Linked DNA regions of Homo sapiens: regions 2 and 3 are each linked to region 1. The links are chromatin contacts, found by Hi-C or POLR2A ChIA-PET in ENCODE. All regions are on one chromosome and are shown on one strand. Each heading gives the region's core, a stretch centred on a gene start or an enhancer-like site at or near the end of the contact. The rest is flanking DNA. Distances are from core to core; before and after follow the strand shown.

What was found. Hi-C counts contacts between places; a loop is a spot of excess contacts on that map. ChIA-PET counts read pairs that join two places held with the same protein, here RNA polymerase II (POLR2A). Pooled maps may share reads with other maps.
Region 2: a loop to region 1 is called in a map of naive thymus-derived CD4-positive, alpha-beta T cell, with 5 times the contacts of the local background. The contact joins two enhancer-like sites. A Hi-C loop is called at or near these places in 1 of 168 maps with a recorded cell type or tissue (naive thymus-derived CD4-positive, alpha-beta T cell) and 11 of 50 pooled maps. POLR2A ChIA-PET finds 5 or more read pairs at or near these places in 3 of 52 experiments (A673, activated CD4-positive, alpha-beta T cell and common myeloid progenitor, CD34-positive).
Region 3: a pooled map shows a loop between it and region 1 (5-fold over the local background). The contact joins two enhancer-like sites. A Hi-C loop is called at or near these places in 4 of 37 single-sample maps with no recorded cell type and 8 of 50 pooled maps.

The regions. Positions count from the first base shown.
Region 1 is chr2:174,749,800-174,752,567 of GRCh38, reverse strand. It overlaps CHRNA1 (cholinergic receptor nicotinic alpha 1 subunit), which reads left to right. Exons shown (of 9, transcript NM_000079.4): 7 at 2,399-2,622. Among named protein-coding and RNA genes, the nearest start is that of CHRNA1, 13 kb to the left of the region's middle. RefSeq lists an enhancer at 1,271-1,450. Within about 2 kb of position 1,412, at least 3 of the 41 ENCODE cell types and tissues checked have a DNase peak (open chromatin) inside an H3K27ac peak, as active enhancers do.
Region 2 is chr2:174,899,888-174,902,655 of GRCh38, reverse strand. All of the region lies in intron 5 of CHN1 (chimerin 1), which reads left to right. Among named protein-coding and RNA genes, the nearest start is that of CHN1, 100 kb to the left of the region's middle. Within about 2 kb of position 1,440, at least 4 of the 41 ENCODE cell types and tissues checked have a DNase peak (open chromatin) inside an H3K27ac peak, as active enhancers do.
Region 3 is chr2:174,614,673-174,617,440 of GRCh38, reverse strand. It overlaps a transcript of WIPF1 not described here. Among named protein-coding and RNA genes, the nearest start is that of WIPF1, 18 kb to the right of the region's middle. Within about 2 kb of position 1,405, at least 7 of the 41 ENCODE cell types and tissues checked have a DNase peak (open chromatin) inside an H3K27ac peak, as active enhancers do.

The DNA of each region.
Region 1 (2,768 bases), core at 163-2,662:
GACCGGGTCTCACTCTGTTGCCCAGGCTGCAGTACAGTGGCATGATCACGGCTCACTGCAGCCTCAACCTCCTGAGCTCAAGTGACCCTTTCACCTCAGCCTCCTGAGTAGCTGGGACTACAGGCATGTGCCACCACACTCGGCTAATTTTTGTATTTTTTGTAGAAACGGGGTTGCACCATGTTGCCGAGGCCAGTCTCGAACTCCTGGGCTCAAAGATCTGCCTACCTCGGCCTCCCAAAGTGCTGGGATTACAGGTGTGAGCCACTGTGCCTGCCCTGCACTTGTTTTTAAACAAATAATCACAAACACAATTCTTTCAACTTTCTAATCAAATGAAACTTTTTTACATTAAAAAAATAAATAAATAGAGATGGAGTCTTGCTATGTTGCCCAGGCTAGTCTCAGACTCCTGGCCTCAAGTGATCCCCCTGCCTTGGCCTCCCGGGGTGTTAGGATTACAGGCATGATCCACCGCACCAGGCCCTCAAATGAAACTTTTTAAAATAAAAACACTGTCGGGGCATTATGGGAACTAACAAGAGTCTCTATAAACGTTAAATGATTTGTGCTTGAAAAGTGCTTAGGGGCCAGATGCAGTGGCTCACACCTGTAATCCCAGCACTTTCGGAGGCCAAGGCGGATGGATCACTTGAGGTCAGGAGTTTGAGACCAGCCTGGCCAACATGGTGAAACCCCATCTCTATTAAAAATACAAAAAATTAGCCAGGTGTGGTGGCACGTGCCTGTAATCCCAATTACTTGGGAGGCTGAGGCAGGAGAATCGCTTGAACCCTGGAGGCGGAGGTTGCAGTGAGCTGAGATGGCACCACTGAACTCCAGCCTGGGCAACAGAGTGAGACTCCCTCACAAAAAAAAAAAGAAGAAAAAAAGAAAGAAAAGAAAGAAAGAAAAAAGAAAAGCACTTAGCACAAAAATTATGCTTGATAAATGTTGGCTATTATTATTATCATTATTATTAATCAACAAATTTTATATAAGTGGACAAATATTTTGTATTTGTAATTGTATTCTTTTTCACTTTGAAAGGTTTTCCTACCCACCAGGTAGAATTGACAATTTCTTGTTTGTTTCCACTCTTTATCGTATACATACATACATATTCTATATATATTCTAGCATCCGGAAGCAGCCAGTAGGGGACAGCTTCATCATTGAAAGCAGGGTAACACAAGGGTTTCCAGCAGCACCAACAGCAAGGCCAGCCCAGGGAAAGTCCCTCCCAGAGCTTCTCTGCTGCACCTAAGGTGGTCAAGCCTCACAAAACTACCTCAGTGCCATTCGGCCCCTGACCTTCCTGCTGCCAAGTTTGCCCAGCCAAAACTCTCCTGAGATCAAAGGGCCTGCAGAAAAGAGGTGGGGGCTGGGGAAATCCCTGCTCCCTTAGTATGCAAAAAAAACAAAACAAGAAATAAGTGAGAAGACAAACTTCCTCTTATATGAAAATGAGACAGCGAGTGGTGTGAAACCACTGTATCAGAAGATCACTCAGGACGTCAAGGAGAACTCCTTAGCCTTCCGGATTTTGTCCTTTTCTTGGGTTTTGGTCTTACAGCTTGCTCCCTCAATAACAGAAAGATATGTGTACTTCTGGGCTGCCCATTCATCTGCTGGGTAAGAAATAGGCCAGGGGTGGTTCCGTTTTATGAGGTTTAATGCATCCTGCTGCAGAAGGGAAATGCCACACCGAGTCCAGCTTGTCCACCCAGAACTCCTTTCAGTTCCCTGGGTTCCACCAAGAATCAGAAATCTGGAGCATGAGATGAAATATTGTTCCGTTTTCTGCTTGGCAGCCTCTAATGGAAATGCTTGCCACTGGCTGCTGTCAGAAAAGTTAAGGTATGGTGGTTACATAGGAAATTCTGCAGAAAAAAATGCTTTGAGATTTCCCAGAATAATGCTTTGAGAACATGTCAGTCACATTCCTCTTACCCTTGGGTTTCAGTGGTGAATTAGTTTGCTTGGGCTGCCACACAAAACACCATAGGCTGTGAGGCTTAGATAACAGAAATGTAATTTCTCACAGTTCTGGAGACTGGAATTCCAAGATCAAGGTGCCAGTAGAGTTGGTTTCTTGTGAGGCCTCTCTCGGTTTGTAATGGCCATCTTCTTCCTGTGTCCCATGGCCTTCCGTCTATGCATCTGTGTCCTAATTCCTCTCCTTATAAGGACACTAGTCATACTTGATTACTCACTACCCCATATCACCTCGTTTTCATTTAATTACCTCCTTAAAGTCCCTGTCTTCAAATACAGTCACATTCTTAGGTCCCAGGACTCAGGACTTCCACATATAAATGGTGGGGTGGGAGGAACACTGCAGCCCAACCCAGATGGGTAGTTGTGGGATTTTTTTTTTTTTTTTTGGTCTTTTCAGGGGAGAAGATGACTCTGAGCATCTCTGTCTTACTGTCTTTGACTGTGTTCCTTCTGGTCATCGTGGAGCTGATCCCCTCCACGTCCAGTGCTGTGCCCTTGATTGGAAAATACATGCTGTTCACCATGGTGTTCGTCATTGCCTCCATCATCATCACTGTCATCGTCATCAACACACACCACCGCTCACCCAGCACCCATGTCATGCCCAACTGGGTGCGGAAGGTGAGTGGGGAGGCCCCTGCAGACTTCACACGGAGGCACATCTACAGGCCTCCCCTTCGAGGAGCCAGTGGGTTTCTAGCTAATACTTGGGGCTATTTAGGAACTAAGTTCTCTTTGGGCTTTAGGGAATTTTTGGAAGGAACTTT
Region 2 (2,768 bases), core at 191-2,690, 150 kb before region 1:
TCATTCCATTTCCTGCAAACCTTCTTGTTGTGCTATTTGGAATAAGTGAAAAATAATGTTCTGTAGAACATTTTTCAAAACTGTTTTTCTCCTCTTAGTTTAGATTATGAATCATTTTATGGGAAAATTTTAAGATATAAGAGTAAGTGATAACACATGATGACAGTAACATTTAGTTCTGCAGTATTAGAAAATTAATATTGATGAAGGGGATAGCACAATTTATTTAAAATATAATATATTATCAGTGCTAAAAAGCTTTTTAAAAACATTGATATAATAATTCCAGTTTATGTGAGGTACCCTTGCTCAGGTGTTCTTTAATAAAACAAACCATAGAAAGTAATTGATGTGACACAGTAGGAAATGGCTAGTTTAACATAAGGCATCCCTTACTTGAAAAAATTGATGTGTTCCTGAAAATGTGTTGCAAATTGAACTGTATTGTAAAAGCACAAGAGGAGATAGCTGTTCAAAAAGATTAGCATTTTTTCCCTGACAAATATACAATACAAAAAATATTTTAAAATGTAGGAAAACACAAAGGCAAAAAGCACCCCAATTCTACTATCCAGAAATAATCACTGTTAAAACTGTGTTGTATGAAATTCTAGCATTTTCCCGAGTTATACAGAAATGACTTTATACAAGGTACACTATATTATGGTATGCTTTTTTTCAGTTAGCTGTGTATTATGAATATTTTCCATGTTGATAAATATATGAGAAGTTTGCTATTTGAATTAATTCTTCGTAAGGTTAAGTTTCACCTCCCCTTTTTAAAAATTCTGATTTTCACTTACATTTACTTATTTAAATGTAGGTCTATCAGTAACTTTGTTTTTATTACCACGTGTACTATATATAAAATGCAGAAAAGTAGGAAAAGGAAAATATTACCTATAATCTCATGGCCCTCAAAGACAAACATTATTTTTTGGCATTTATTAAATGTATTTTTGTTGTTCTCCCTGTTGCTTTGTTTTTAGAAAATTGCAATATCCTTCTAGGTGCTGGAGATACAAGGAAAAACAAAACAGTCAAGATCCCTGGCCTTATGGAGCTTAACAGTTTATTAGGTAGAGAGAGGATTAGACTTTAATGAATTGTCCCACAAATGCCAAGCTAAAAACTGAGGCAAATGCTGTGGAAGGAAAGCAAGGGAGATACGAGTGCATAAAGGAGGATCTGATCTAAACCCAGAGTCTCACTCTAAATCTAAATTGCAATCAGGGAAGGCTTTTCTGAGAAAGGAAAGTCTGATTTGAGAACTGAAGCGTTGTGAGAGTGATCTAAGGAAAGAGAGTGAGTGAGAGGGCAAAGAGAAAGAACCTAGAAGCCCGACCAGCATGTCCATGCAAGGGCTGCAGTGCACATCTCTGAACTGAAAGAAGAGGGTGGCCGGGAGCACAGTGAGTTGGAGAGGGAAGAAGTGAGGCTGCACATCTGCTTCTTGTAGGCCCGGTTAAGAATTTTGCTCTTTATTCTAAGAGCTGGGCTGTGACATAACCCAAGCTTGAATTTCCTTTTGGTTTCTGAAGAATAAACAGCTGAAGTAGATCAATAGTGGATGCACACAAGAAAGTTACTTGTTACCTTTTCTCTTAGTAACCTCTTCATGTCCATTGCCCTATATATTTTGTGTATAGTATTTATGCAACCATTTATTATATTTACCATGCAAGCTTTCTCTATTTTTGTTGGTCTTTGACATAATTTAATTTTTCCTGGTTACACTTCAGTGAATCTTTTTCTAAGTGAAAATTTTATTTTATAAAATTTATTCCATTTTTCTTTGCCCTAGATAGCACACCTCCACAAGATATTTGATAGTTACTTTTTTTTTTTTTGAGATGGAGTTTCGCTCTTTTTGCCCAGGCTGGGGTGCAATGGCGCAATCTCAGCTCACTGCAACCTCTGCTTCCTGGGTTCAAGCGATTCTCCTGCCTCACCCTCCCGTGTAGCTGGGCATACAGGCACCTGTCACCACGCCCGGCTAATTTTGTATTTTTAGTAGAGACGCAGTTTCACCATGTTGGCCAGGTTGGTCTCGAACTCCTGACCTCAGGTGATCCACCCGCCTTGGCCTCCCAAAGTACTGGGATTACAGGCGTGAGCCACTGCGCCTGGCCTTGATGGTTACGTTTTAAAAATTTTTATGAGACAGGGTCTTGCTCTGTTGTCTAGCCTGGAGTATGATCATAGCTCACTGTAGCCTGGAACTCCTCAGCTGAAGTGATCCTCCTGCCTCAGCCTCCCAAGTAGCTAGGCCTACAGGCACATATCACCGCACCTGGCTAATTTTTTCATTTTTATGTAGAGACAGGGTGCCACCAGGCTGGTCTTGAACTCCTAGCCTTCTCCTGAACTCCTGGCCCGAGAAGCAATCCTCCCTTCTCCGGGTCCCAGAGTGCTGTGATTGTAGTTGTGAGTCACTGCCCCTGGCCTTGGTAGTTACATTTACTTTCTTCTAGATTTCATGGTGTGTTAACATGTAACTTGTTTATCCACCAATAATTTATTTTGATATTCGATAAATATTTTCCCAACTGTATTGTATTTAATACTTTCTTCAAAATATTAATAGGTACACAGAAGTAAAGTAGAATATATTTGGGGATTGTTGCATACTGTATCCCTGTCCTGGTGATATTTCTAAAGACTCTGAGAAGTTCTGCAGTGAAACAAAATGAACATACATATACACATAAAAACTGACAGTTTGTTATTTCCCTAACTTTTTTGAAAACAGATAACACTAATGCCTC
Region 3 (2,768 bases), core at 156-2,655, 140 kb after region 1:
GGCTTTGTAACATCATCATTCTTTCTGGGCTGTCTCTCTTTTCCAGATGCCTATGATTTGGTATTTCTCCTGGCCAGAGAGTAGCACTGGAAACATTGAACACAAAGTATTCTAACCCTTATTGCTCAATGTGTTTTTCCAGAGCAGCCCAAAAGGTTATGCTGGGTTTCATGAGCTGCAGAGGATGACTGACTGGTGCCACCTAGAAAGACAAACAGCAGAAACTGCAGAGCTTGGACTGAGCTCAGACAAAAATCTCTGCTGCTTGTACCCAGCTTGAATATTATGGCCAACACTTGAAGAATAGAAAGCATCACTTAAAACATTTTAATTATCCCCACATGTAACATGGGCCCTAAATGTTCTGAACTGAAAACCTCACTATGTAGTTGAAGGTCAATGACACAAGTTTCAGATATTAAAGGTTTATCACTGTTTCCTGTCTTCCTATTAAAAAAAATGAAAAAAAAATCAAATAAATCATCAGTTGTGAGACAAATTTCCTTGATGACCAAAACCAGAGGGCTCTTTGGGCTTCCTTAATCCAGTTAGCAAGAAACACCTCAAAATAGCAATACAAAGCCAGGATTGAAAAGAATTTAAAGACCATTACTGACAAAGTTCTTGTCAAATAAAAGTTATTTGAAAATAAAAATAAGGATCTTTTTGAAATTTTGGTAGCAGTTGCCACCTGTTCTCTCAGAAAAGTAACTGCTTTTACAGAAAACTCTAAATAATTTTCAAAACCCAGTAAAACATGGTCTTTATTGCTTATGTATTCCCTTAATTTGAAGAATATTTTTAAACGCTCAAAAATGGAAAATTCAATGTTGGTCATCTTAAAGATTCTAGATGTATTTCAGCCCAAGCTTGACAAACAAGTGCTTTAGGTATCCTCTTCCCTCCTTAGCTCCTTAAGGACCACACTGTGGAAGGAAGACTGGAAAGGCCTCAGCAGGGGAGAAACCATGTGATGGAGGCTCAGAGTGGACTTCTGATCTAGTAGTGGCTTCAGGAAGGGACGCCAGACTTGCCATTCCAGCAGGGGTCGAGGCCTCCCTGTCTCGTGAAGAGGAAGGTGTGAAATCCTCTTATAGACACATGATTCTCTTTCAGTGTATTTTCTTTATTCCATCTTGACCTCAGGATGGATAACTCATCATCCCTTTTGGCACGGATCAAAATCCCTGGATAAATGCCAACCTTAAGTTTGCCTGCATGTGTGTAACCATGGCCAAGGTAAACTGGTCTCTTGGGTTTCTTTTGAGTTGAAATGAGCTGAGCTGTTTGTTTCCTCTGAGCCATATACAGATGCTTTTTGAACTATCTTTGTGTTTGAGGGAATTTTTTTTCATGGTATCAGCACACCACTTCCTCCAAGTCATTACTTTGAAACAGTTTTGTAGAGGGAGATATTCCTGCTGGCCACCAGCCTAGCCAAGCAAAGTGATGACTGAGGGATGGCAGTAAAGCTTTATTAGTGCACTTCATGTTTTTGGATGAGTTCATGAAATGATTTCTCATCCACTAATTTTGGCAAATAGAGGGTGGGCTGTCATCTGAGCTCAGCAGTAGAAAACAGCACTTTGTTAATACCAAGCATTGGCTCCCCTGTTTGAATGATACTCAGAATTTCAGCTAAAATAATGTCCTCCGATGACCTTTGCCTGCTCTTCTCTTTATAAGAATTCCACAGAACTCTTTTGAATATGGATTTCCACTTAATCTTTGATACTTCCAGGCTCTTGGGTCCTGATAAGTTTTAGAAACTGCAAGTTTAAGTGAAGCTGTTTTTAACTTCCCTTTTATTTTGCTTTAAATATTTTTAGCAATGAATGACCTTTGAATACTTTTAAATGTTGCTATACAAACATAAACAGTGCTTTTACTAACATATTTTATAAATATTTCCTTTTCCATAAATTCATAAATTGCTTTTGTCATAAAAATAGTAATATTTTATAGTATTTTAAGAGTAAATTCTAAGCCTTTAAGAACTTTTATGCCTACACTAAGGAAAATAGGACTAGAGACTTAAAATACATAACCATGCTACATTTATAGTGATTGTTATGTTCTCTGATTCATACATTAAAAACTGATGTGATTCCATAAAATTCTGACTGTATTTTTTTAATGTAATTGCTTATTTTGTATAGGAAGTGGGAGGAGTTATCCTTGAGGCAAATCACCACTGAATTGACCCATCCTTTTATCAACTTTATTTTTTTTTAAGCCCAAATTCTAGCAAAGCAATAACAGGTATCAGTTTCTTCCCTAAGTAATATATTGTACACTGTCTTTATTATGGTTTGGTGGCATTTTAGAATAAAGTCATAACTTTAAAACTTTTTTAAAGCTGCGCTTTTAAGACTGATTATATACATGTCACAGAATCCAGAGTAGAATGAATATATGTCGCTATTGTTCTCCATTGCTTGAACTTCTCCATGTTACTTATGCTGTAAATATTTTTGAGATATTCTCATCTTTGTGCATCTTAGAACTTCTGAGAAACTCTCATCTATATTCTCAAGATATTGGGGCAGAGGGAACATAGGAGAAAACTTAATCTCAACATTGGTGCAAACAGAGGTTGGAAAGCATTGCAGTGAACAATGCTAGTGAAGAGTAAGATGTACCTCCACAAGGTGTTTTGCAGCAGGTTAAGAGTATAGCTTGGATAGTAGGAAATTCTGTATACAGAAGCCTTTGTACTTTGGAAAATAAGATTTCATATTGATCTTCATACTTGTTTTCCATGAATG